Regions from separate parts of the Homo sapiens genome. Here region 1 is linked to region 2. The links are chromatin contacts, found by Hi-C in ENCODE. All regions are on one chromosome and are shown on one strand. Each heading gives the region's core, a stretch centred on a gene start or an enhancer-like site at or near the end of the contact. The rest is flanking DNA. Distances are from core to core; before and after follow the strand shown. Region 1 holds the start of LIPM (lipase family member M). Region 2 overlaps RNLS (renalase, FAD dependent amine oxidase).

What was found. Hi-C counts contacts between places; a loop is a spot of excess contacts on that map. Pooled maps may share reads with other maps.
Region 1: a pooled map of ovary shows a loop between it and region 2 (2.8-fold over the local background). The contact joins the promoter of LIPM here to the enhancer-like site in region 2. A Hi-C loop is called at or near these places in 2 of 168 maps with a recorded cell type or tissue (CD8-positive, alpha-beta T cell and naive thymus-derived CD4-positive, alpha-beta T cell) and 6 of 50 pooled maps.

Annotation. Positions count from the first base shown.
Region 1 is chr10:88,798,769-88,803,979 of GRCh38, forward strand. It overlaps LIPM (lipase family member M), which reads left to right and starts at 3,962. Exons shown (of 9, transcript NM_001128215.1): 1 at 3,962-4,275. The coding sequence starts at 4,129.
Region 2 is chr10:88,390,442-88,395,754 of GRCh38, forward strand. All of the region lies in intron 4 of RNLS (renalase, FAD dependent amine oxidase), which reads right to left. Among named protein-coding and RNA genes, the nearest start is that of RNLS, 190 kb to the right of the region's middle. Within about 2 kb of position 1,955, at least 4 of the 41 ENCODE cell types and tissues checked have a DNase peak (open chromatin) inside an H3K27ac peak, as active enhancers do.

The DNA.
Region 1 (5,211 bases), core at 2,712-5,211, 410 kb after region 2:
ATTACCGGGGATACTCACAAACTGTGGGCATAAATTGGGTCACATTAATAGTACATTCTGATTCTTGAATCCTCACTTGAACCAGGATTTGTAGAAGCTCTAATTTTTTTTTTTTACTATTTCATTAATTTTTGAGAGGAATTATTTCTCATGTCCAAATAGAGTTAATCCTTGAGAGTTTGACCTCATATTCAAAAGATGAAGGTAAATGTTATGGTTTTACACCTCATGGTTCAAATGAAATGTAGAAGGGACTTACTTACTAAGCCAATTTGAGGTGCGCTTTACTGGGTACCGTGTATAAAGGGTGGAAGTTTCTGAGGCTGATTTTGACACGTACTCTTTGCTCCCACCTCTTTCCTTCAGGTTAGGGAATGTTTTTGTTTTTACAGCTTCAAGCCTTTTTTTTTTCCTTATTCTTGTGTTATTGTTTTTATTTTGTACCATTTTATTGGTTTGGTTGGTTTTTTAGCTGTTTTGGTTTTTACAGTTTTTACACATGGTATATGAATGTGTAGGGCCACAGGTTGATTTTCATTCACTTTTTTATTAGAAAGCTTTTTCTTAATGTTTATTCTACTTGACCTGTTGCTTTTCTGTATTTTAATATTAATTTATAGATAGTGTACATTAAGGGAGATCAATTTTCTTCATTTTAAGAAATCCAGATACTTCAGATCCTACTTCTTTATGTACTCAGATGACAAAAATCCATTTTCTAAGGTCACAGAGTTCCTGAATAGAAGCGTCTAAAGAGAAATCTCTCAAGATCAGCACCTTGAAGTGGGCAGACACACTGGCACACTTGGACTCCCATCTCTCTCTCTCTCTTTTTTTTTTTTTTTCTGAGATAGAGTTTCACTCTTGTTGCCCAGGCTGGAGTGTAGTGGCAGGACCTTGGCTCATTGCAACCTCCGCCTTCTGGTTTCAAGCGATTCTCCTGCCTCAGCCTCCCAAATAGCTGGGATTACAGGCGACCTCCACCACTCCTGGCTAATTTTTGTATTTTTAGTAGAGACAGGGTTTCACCATGTTGGCCAGGCTGGTCTCAAACTCCTGACCTCATGATCCACCTGCCTCAGCCTCCCAAAGTGCTGGGATTACAGGTGTGAGCCACCACGCCCGGCCCCCTCCCATCTCTTTTATCATGTTTCTGATGCTCTCCATGGGCTGGGGATTGCTAAGGTGGTAAGGGTGTTGTAAAATTCTGCAGTGGGGAAGAACTGCACTTATTTAATATTTGCTCAAAATGTCGCTCTTTGAGCTGACTTGGGAAGTGACTTTGCCTGCTTCCAAAATGACAGTTATGACCTTATAAAGTTCCCCAGGAATTTGAGAGCCAAATTTAATTATATTTTCTCTGCAATGTACTCAGTACCCAAGGCTGCAGCTGCAGAAAGCTAAAAAATAAAAGGAATAAAATAAAAAGGAATGGGTGGGGGATTGAACCAATCAGTTTATTGCCATAAACTCTCTCCTAAAAAAGTCTCTACAGTATTCACAAGCATATTAATCTAATGCGGGAGTTGATCTTACCTGAACATATTACAGCAAAGTAATATGGTATCTGACAGATGGTATTTGACAGATGGTATCTGTCAAACTCATAATGACATCATTGGGAATTATTCTGAATTTTAAATCCAGAAGATAACTTTTTAAAAAGACAGTTCACAGAGATTGATGTAATTGCTTCCTGTTAGTAGGTTAGGCTTCATCTTTGATGGAGAAGAGGACATCGAAGTGTTATATATTTTCCCATGTAGTCATAATGCTAAACAGCAAATTAAAATATCTGAATCTCAGTTCTGGCCTTGCCACAGTCTAGCTAGGCAATGTGGGGCAAGTCATTTAATGTGTCTTCACATTTCTGAAAATGAAAGCTGAATGATATCTTTTTTTCTGGCTATATAACATTTACAAATCCTAAAATGTCAGTGATGGGAGCCCATATTCTTTTCTGAAATCTCATCTTGCCTACCTTGAGGGAGAACTCATGGGGTGCTGAAGACACAGGGCTCTGCAGAGTGTTGGATAAGTGTTTTCTCTGCTCTTCTAATTAGGTCAAATGGCTCCTCTAGCTGGCATCAGATTAGCTGTGTTAGTGACATTCACACTGGTCCAGATAAGGATGCAGACTTACCTCTTCACACCCATGCAACCAGCCCAAAGTGGAGGAGGCTGAGTCATGTGGGAAGATATGTTCTGACAGACTTATCTTTCTGGTTTCAGCATCTGGCTCCTTCACCCACCACATTCCAAAAGTCTGCATATTGGTGTGGCTGCTGTTAGCTCAACCCTGAAGAATTGATGTAATAGAGAAATATTTCACTTTAAGTAATATTTTTTTAACTTTTAACACATTCTTTACTTAAAACGACAAATAAATCAACCCTCCTGACCTGCTCAATCATTAGTATGCTAAGGGATTGTTCACATTTGCCTCACATTCAGTTGAACTGAGACATTTAGTTCATGAAAATAACTAGGCTGCAACCCATTATTTTAAACAATAGCTTTGTAGATTCTGGATATTATCCCTTAAACAACCCCATCAAAAAGTGGGCGAAGGATATGAACAGACACTTCTCAAAAGAAGACACTTATGCAGCCAACAGACACATGAAAAAATGCTCATCATCACTGGCCATCAGAGAAATGCAAATCAAAACCACAATGAGATATCATCTCACACCAGTTAGAATGGGGATCATTAAAAAGTCAGGAAACAACAGGTGCTGGAGAGGATGTGGAGAAATAGGAACACTTACACTGTTGGTGGGACTGTAAACTAGTTCAACCATTGTGGAAGACAGTGTGGCGATTCCTCAGGGATCTAGAACTAGAAATACCATTTGACCCAGCCATCCCATTACTGGGTATATACCCAAAGGAATATAAATCGTGCTGCTATAAAGACACATGCACATGTATGTTTATTGCAGCACTGTTCACAATAGCAAAGACTTGGAACCAACTCAAGTGTCCAACAATGATAGACTGGATTAAGAAAATGTGGCACCTATACACCATGGAATACTATGCAGCCATAAAAAAGGAAGCATTCATGTCCTTTGTAGGGACATGGATGAAGCTGGAAACCATCATTCTCAGCAGACTATCACAAGGACAAAAAGCCAAACACTGCATGTTCTCACTCATAGGTGGGAATTGAACAATGAGAACACTTGGACACAGGAAGGGGAATATCACACACCGGGGTCTGTCGTGGGGTGGGGGAAGTGGGGAGGGATAGCATTAGGAGATATACCTAATGTAAATGACAAGTTAATGGGTGCAGCACACCAACATGGCACTTATATACTTACATAACAAACCTGCACGTTGTGCACATGTACCCTAGAACTTAAAATATAATAAATATATATAAAAAACTAAAATACACAATAGCTGATGATTTATTTACTAGATAATCCATCTAGTCATATCCCAGTGATTAACTAGTGATTACAACTTAAAATAAAAATTTTGTGTATATCTATTTAATTGAACTAGACGAAATGGGCTAAACATGGAAGATTCATTTTCTTCTAATCAATGTTCTCACCCATCCCTAAAAGTAGAAAATGTCCATAAAATTTTAGATATTTTAAATAAAAGCACTTATCACAACACTTATCTTTAACCAAAAAACAGTGATCATTGAAGACCCAGAATATGACTATAGAAACTTTCAGTGCTTTCTGTAGACTCCATCTTTTGCTATCTATCAAAGAAAGATAAAATCTAGGAGTGGAAGGAAAGAGGTTCCCTACACTCCTTATTACCTGGTGATAAAGTACAGGGGTTTTAATAGGCTGTATCAAATGCACAAAATTCCAGGTCACATCAAAGAAAGTTCTACACACCTGGAAGTTGAAGGATTAGGGATTACAAGTTGTGTGAGGGAGGAATGGGAGGAGTCAGATAGTATTGGGACATCCTAGGCAATGTTTCCAGCCTACTTTGTGTTCTTTCCCTACCAACTAAGCTTGCCTAATTTGCTTCAGAATTGGAAGAGGGAATTGCAGCAGGAAAATATGTGAAGAGTTTTTAAACCCACAAATTCTTCTTACTTTAGAATTAGTTGTTACATTGGCAGGAAAAAATAAATGCAGATGTTGGACCATGTTGGAAACCTTGTCAAGACAGTGGATTGTCTCACACAGAATGGAAATGTGGCTTCTGATTCTGGTGGCGTATATGTTCCAGAGAAATGTGAATTCAGTACATATGCCAACTAAAGCTGTGGACCCAGAAGCATTCATGAATATTGTAAGTTGGGATTTCTGGGAAATGAGGTACTTAACATGTTAACGTTTGTATCTGTGTATTATTTACATTATGTATTATATTTATACATGGTGGTGATTCATACTAGAAGAGCATAGTGATGAAGTAGCAAATTGTACTGGAAAGAATGCTAAACTGGATGTCAGTAGACCTGGGGTCTCCTCACACAAATTTAGTAAACTTGGGCAAATGACTTAATCTCTTTGAGCTTCAAACACAATTTAACTTTTCCTTGAACACTTTGGTTCATCCTATGAGTGGAGAAGTAATTAAGGCCTTTTAAGTTCACCCCAGTCCCTTGATTATTTCCATTTTGTCTGTACCTTTTATTCTTTTATTCTTTTTTTCCATATTGCAAAGGTGTCAGCCTTTGCTTCTTGCTATCAGGGCACACACTTCTAGTAGCATCTTATACCATTCTAATCTACTCTTTTTATCCTGTTTCTGGACTGGTACTTTGCTGAATAGCAATAAAAGGACCCCGAGTTAGTGCTACACAGAACCTCCTACAAGTAAAATGCATAAATGACAGTACATCTCTTTAGTTTTCCCAGGAGGTTTTTTTTTTTTTTTTTTTTGGTAGCTTTTCAAATTCTAAGCTGGGTTTTAGTAATGGTCACCCTATGGTAACACTTATCCCATAGCAGGGATTATGACACAAGCAGAGATACTATTCTATTTCAATTTCATTGCCCTGTGCAGTAGATAGGATCATTCACATATTTCAAATCTAGATACTGAGATTAAAGAGGTTAAACAAGTTGAACAAGGCCATACCAATGTAATAGCATAGCTACTATTTAAATTCAGGACTGCCTAAACACAAAGTCTATAATTATAAATACTACGCAATAAACCCTCCCAGGTGAGAAAGAGGAGAGGCTACCTCCAGATGAGTAAGACGATCATGTGCAATGT
Region 2 (5,313 bases), core at 705-3,204:
CCCCCAAAGTGTCTGCAAATTATTTAGTATTATTTCAGTACTCAAACTTCCTGAAAGGTGGAATGTGGGGCAGAGGAGTAGTGAGCAGGGACCATAGCACACATGCATTTAGTCAGCTTGTTGGTTTTCTTATTGGGGACCTTTCTTTGAAACTTGGTGCACCTCAGATTTTAAAAAACCCAAAGCCAAAAAACAACTAACAGCTGGCTCTTCTAAAGCAGTGGCTCTCAGAGGAATGGTACTGCCTTCTAGGGGATATTTTGGAAGTTTATGAGGGCCATTTTTCTTGGGAAGGGTGTCTCAAAGTATAAATTATTATGGGACTGTTAACTGACATTCAGTGGGTAGTAGTCAGGGAGGTAAGGGGAAGTTCCATATCATGTTAGATTTTACTGTCCCACCAACTATTCATGTAGATTTTTAAAAAATCTGTATGTAATGATTTAAGCCTAGGACCAAATTCAATCTTACATAAAAAATTAAATATTTCTTTTCATGGTTTTAATAGACACCTAATTTCCCATAAATGCAAATCCAATGTAAACTAACTGAAGACTATACTTTGTTTCATTTGAACCTTACTGAGAATTGTTAATCATTTTTGAAAATTATAATATCAATATCCATGGCACATATGACATTTGAATCCTCTGAAAATATAACTGCAATAATTTGTAACATCCCAATTCAAAGTGATTATACAAACAGGTGTGTCTGATTATGTCTTCCAGTGTAGTTGTCCCCAAGCATTTTCAATTATTATTATGATATTCCTTTCTTCTTCTTTAAATTACAATTAGGCAATCATATTAGTAATTTTAAAATAATGTGTACTGGCCAGGAATAGTGGCTCATGCCTGTAATCCCAGCACTTTGGGAGTTCCGAGGCCGGTGGATCACAAGGTCAAGAGGCCGAGACCATCCTGGCCAACATGGTGAAACCCCATCTCTACTAAAAATACAAAAATTAGCCGGGCATGGTGGTAGGCACCTGTAGTCCCAGCTACTTGGGAGGCTGAGGCAGGAGAATTGCTTGAACCCAGGAGGTGGAGGTTGCAGTAAGCCAAGGTCGCGCCACTGCACTCCAGCCTGGCGACAGAGCGAGACTCCGTCTAAAAAACAAAAAAATGTCTTGGTAGGTTATGTTATCCATGAATTTCATTTTAGAATAGTTAGAGATGTTATTAAAAATATTTGTTATTAAAAGAGGACATGGGGTGATAATGAAAATGGCAAAATAAGGGACTCTGAAAACCCTCTCCTCCATACAAGCAATAAAAATACTGGCAAAAATTGTCAGTGTAAACTTTTTCAGAACTCTGGAAATTAATCAAAGACTAGCAGAAATCAGGTAAGCTTTTATTTAAAAAAATGGCTGAATGTCAGTAAAAACTAAGCTTTTTTGTCTTTTACTCTGCTCTTTTCTCATTCTCCCTCCCCTGCCCCCAGCTCTGCAATAACCTGGGAAACCAACAACTTGCAATCATGATAAACACTGGCAGTCTGGCAGCCCCCGGAGGGGATAGAACAGGGTTAGCGCTCTCTCCAAACTCCATTTCCAGAGAACTATCATTATTTGACCTGTCTGATGGTTCCCTGAAATATTCCACTCATAATATTGTCTCTATGTGACTTGACTTAGAGTTCACCCAATGTGAATATTTTTCTTAACAGAAATGATTTTCAATTATTTGTAGAAAAGACTGAGTGGCAATTGTTTCACATCACTGTTGCCTGAGGCAGTACATAAGAGTTGAAGCAAATAATCAGCTTACCAAAAGCTTAAAAGGAGAAGCTGTGGAAAGATACGTCCACAGGATGATTTGAAAAGCACAGACATAATGCTGGGAAACTAGAAGTACAAGTTCATGTGTAGGGATGTGAGCATACTCAGTGCTATCTGCATGCTCAGCTAAGACCTGAGAAAGATCTAAATTCTCAACTCTGCCTAACCTTGTGGCTCTATGGAGGCAGGAAGTGAAAGTGAAGGCAGAGTTTCATACTGCCTGCTGGAGTGTTCAAGGTGTGCTCCAAATGCACACAGAGCCCTTAGGCAAAGATTGGAGGACTTGTGAGCTCCAGGAATTTAAGAAAATCTTTGTCCAATCATTAGCTGAACACTAAGTCAGCTATCAGAGACTCCAATGGCCACCTATGACAAAGAAATCACATATTAAATAATTAGCTCAAACAAAACAAGCACCAACTACAAACAGCAACTTTCACAAACCCTGGGGAGGTAGGAGATTCTGATTTCAAGAGTTGCAACATTTTTTAAAATGTAGTTTCAACAAAAAATTAGGAGACATTCAAAGAAACTAAAAGTATGGCACACATGCAGTACAAAAGCAGTCAATATAAACTGTCTCTCAGGCACATCAAAAAGCTTATCCACCATGATCAAGTGGGCTTCATCCCTGGGATGCAAGGCTGGTTCAACATATGCAAATCAATAAATGTAATCCAGCATATAAACAGAACCAAAGACAAAAACCACATGATTATCTCAATAGATGCAGAAAAGGCCTCTGACAAAACAAAATTCAACAACCCTTCATGCTAAAAACTCTCAATAAATTAGGTATTGATGGAACGTATCTCAAAATAATAAGAGCTATTTATGACAAACCCACAGCCAATATCATACTGAATGGGCAAAAACTGGAAGCAGTCCCTTTGAAAACTGGCACAAGACAGGGATGCCCTCTCTTACCACTCCTATTCAACATAGTGTTGGAAGTTCTGGCCAGGGCAATCAGGCAGGAGAAAGAAATAAAGGGTATTCAATTAGGAAAAGAGGAAGTCAAATTGTCCCTGTTTGCAGATGACATGATTGTATATCTAGAAAACCCCATCGTCTCAGCCCAAAATCTCCTCAAGCTGATAAGCAACTTCAGCAAAGTCTCAGGATACAAAATCAATGTACAAAAATCACAAGCATTCTTATACACCAATAACAGACAAACAGAGAGCCAAATCATGAGTGAACTCCCATTCACAATTGCTTCAAAGACAATAAAATACCTAGGAATCCAACTTACAAGGGATGTGAAGGACCTCTTCAAGGAGAACTACAAACCACTGCTCAATGAAGTAAAAGAGGATACAAACAAATGGAAGAACATTCCATGCTCATGGGTAGGCAGAATCAATATCGTGAAAATGGCCATACTGCCCAAGGTAATTTATAGATTCAATGCCATCCCCATCAAGCTACCAATGACTTTCTTCACAGAATTGGAAAAAACTACTTTAAAGTTCATATGGAACCAAAAAAGAGCCTGCATTGCCAAGTCAATCTTAAGCCAAAAGGACAAAGCTGGAGGCATCACGCTACCTGACTTCAAACTATACTACAAGGCTACAGTAACCAAAACAGCATCATACTGGTACCAAAACAGAGATATACACCAATGGAACAGAACAGAGCCCTGAGAAATAATGCCGTATATCTACAACTATCTGATCTTTGACAAACCTGACAAAAACAAGCAATGGGGAAAGGATTCCCTATTTAATAAATGGTGCTGGGAAAACTGGCTAGCCATATGTAGAAAGCTGAAACTGGATCCCTTCCTTACACCTTATACAAAAATTAATTCAAATGGATTAAAGACTTAAATGTTAGACCTAAAACCATAAAAACCCTAGAAGAAAACATAGGCAATACCATTAAGGACATAGGCATGGGCAAGGACTTTCATGTCTAAAACACCAAAAGCAATGGCAACAAAAACCAAAATTGACAAATAGGATCTAATTAAACTAAAGAACTTCTGCACAACAAAAGAAACTACCATCAGAGTGAACAGGCAACCTATAGCATGGGAGAAAATTTTTGCCACCTACTCATCTCACAAAGGGCTAATATCCAGAATCTACAATGAACTCAAACGAATTTACAAGAAAAAAACAAACAACCCCATCAAAAAGTGGGCAAAGGATATGAACAGGCACTTCTCAAAAGAAGACATTAATGCAGCCAAAAAACACATGAAAAAATGCTCATCATCACTGGCCATCAGAAAAATGCAAATCAAAACCACAATGAGATACCATCTCACGCCAGTTAGAATGGCGTTCATTAAAAAGTCAGGAAACAACAGGTGCTGGAGAGAATGTGGAGAAATAGGAACACTTTTACACTGTTGGTGGGACTGTAAACTAGTTCAACCATTGTGGAAGTCAGTGTGGCGATTCCTCAGGGATCTAGAACTAGAAATACCATTTGACCCAGCCATCCCATTACTGGGTATATACCCAAAGGATTATAAATCATGCTGCTATAAAGACACATGCACACGTATGTTTATAGCGGCACTATTCACAATAGCAGATACTTGGAACCAACCTAAATGTCCAACAATGATAGACTGGATTAAGAAAATGTGGCACATAAACACCATGGAATACTATGCAGCCATAAAAATTATGAGTTCATGTCCTTTGTAGGGACATGGATGAAACTGGAAACAATCATTCTCAGCAAACTATTGCAAGGACAAAAAACCAAACACCGCATGTTCTCACTCATAGGTGGGAATTGAACAATGAGAACACATGTACACAGGAAGGGGAACATCACACACCGGGGACTGTTGTGGGGTGGGGGGACGGGAGAGGGATAGCATTAGGAGATATACCTAATGCTAAATGACGAGTTAATGGATGCAGCACACCAACATGGCACATGTATACATATGTAACAAACCTGCATGTTGCGCACATGTACCCTAAAACTTAAAGTATAATAATAATAAAATTAAAAAAAAAGTATCAAGAACTTTAAAAGATGAAAAAAAAAAAAAACCTCTCTGAGGAAGCCCAGACATTGTACTTACTAGACAAAGATTTAAATAAGCCATTTTAGTTGCATTCAAAGAATTAAAGAAAACTATGTCCGAGGAACTAAAGACAAGCATGAGAATGATTTTGCATCAAATAGAGATCAATAAATAGATAGAAATATAAAATAGAGCAAAACAGAAATTCTGGAATTGAGAAGTAAAATAACAGAAGAAAAAATTTTACTAGAGGGGCTCGATAGAAGATTTGAGCAGGCAGAATAAAGAATCAGCAAACTTGAAGATGAGTCAACTGATGCTATCAAGTCTGAGGAGCAGAAGGAAAAAAGAATGAGGAAAAATGAACAAAGCCTCAGACATTTGGGGAACACCATCAAATATATGCACAGTGGGAGTCACAGGAGAGGAGAGAAAGGAGTGGAAAGAATATATATATAAATAATGGCTAAAACTTTCCAGTTTGATAAAAAATCATGAATCTACATCCAACAAACTCAACACACTCTAT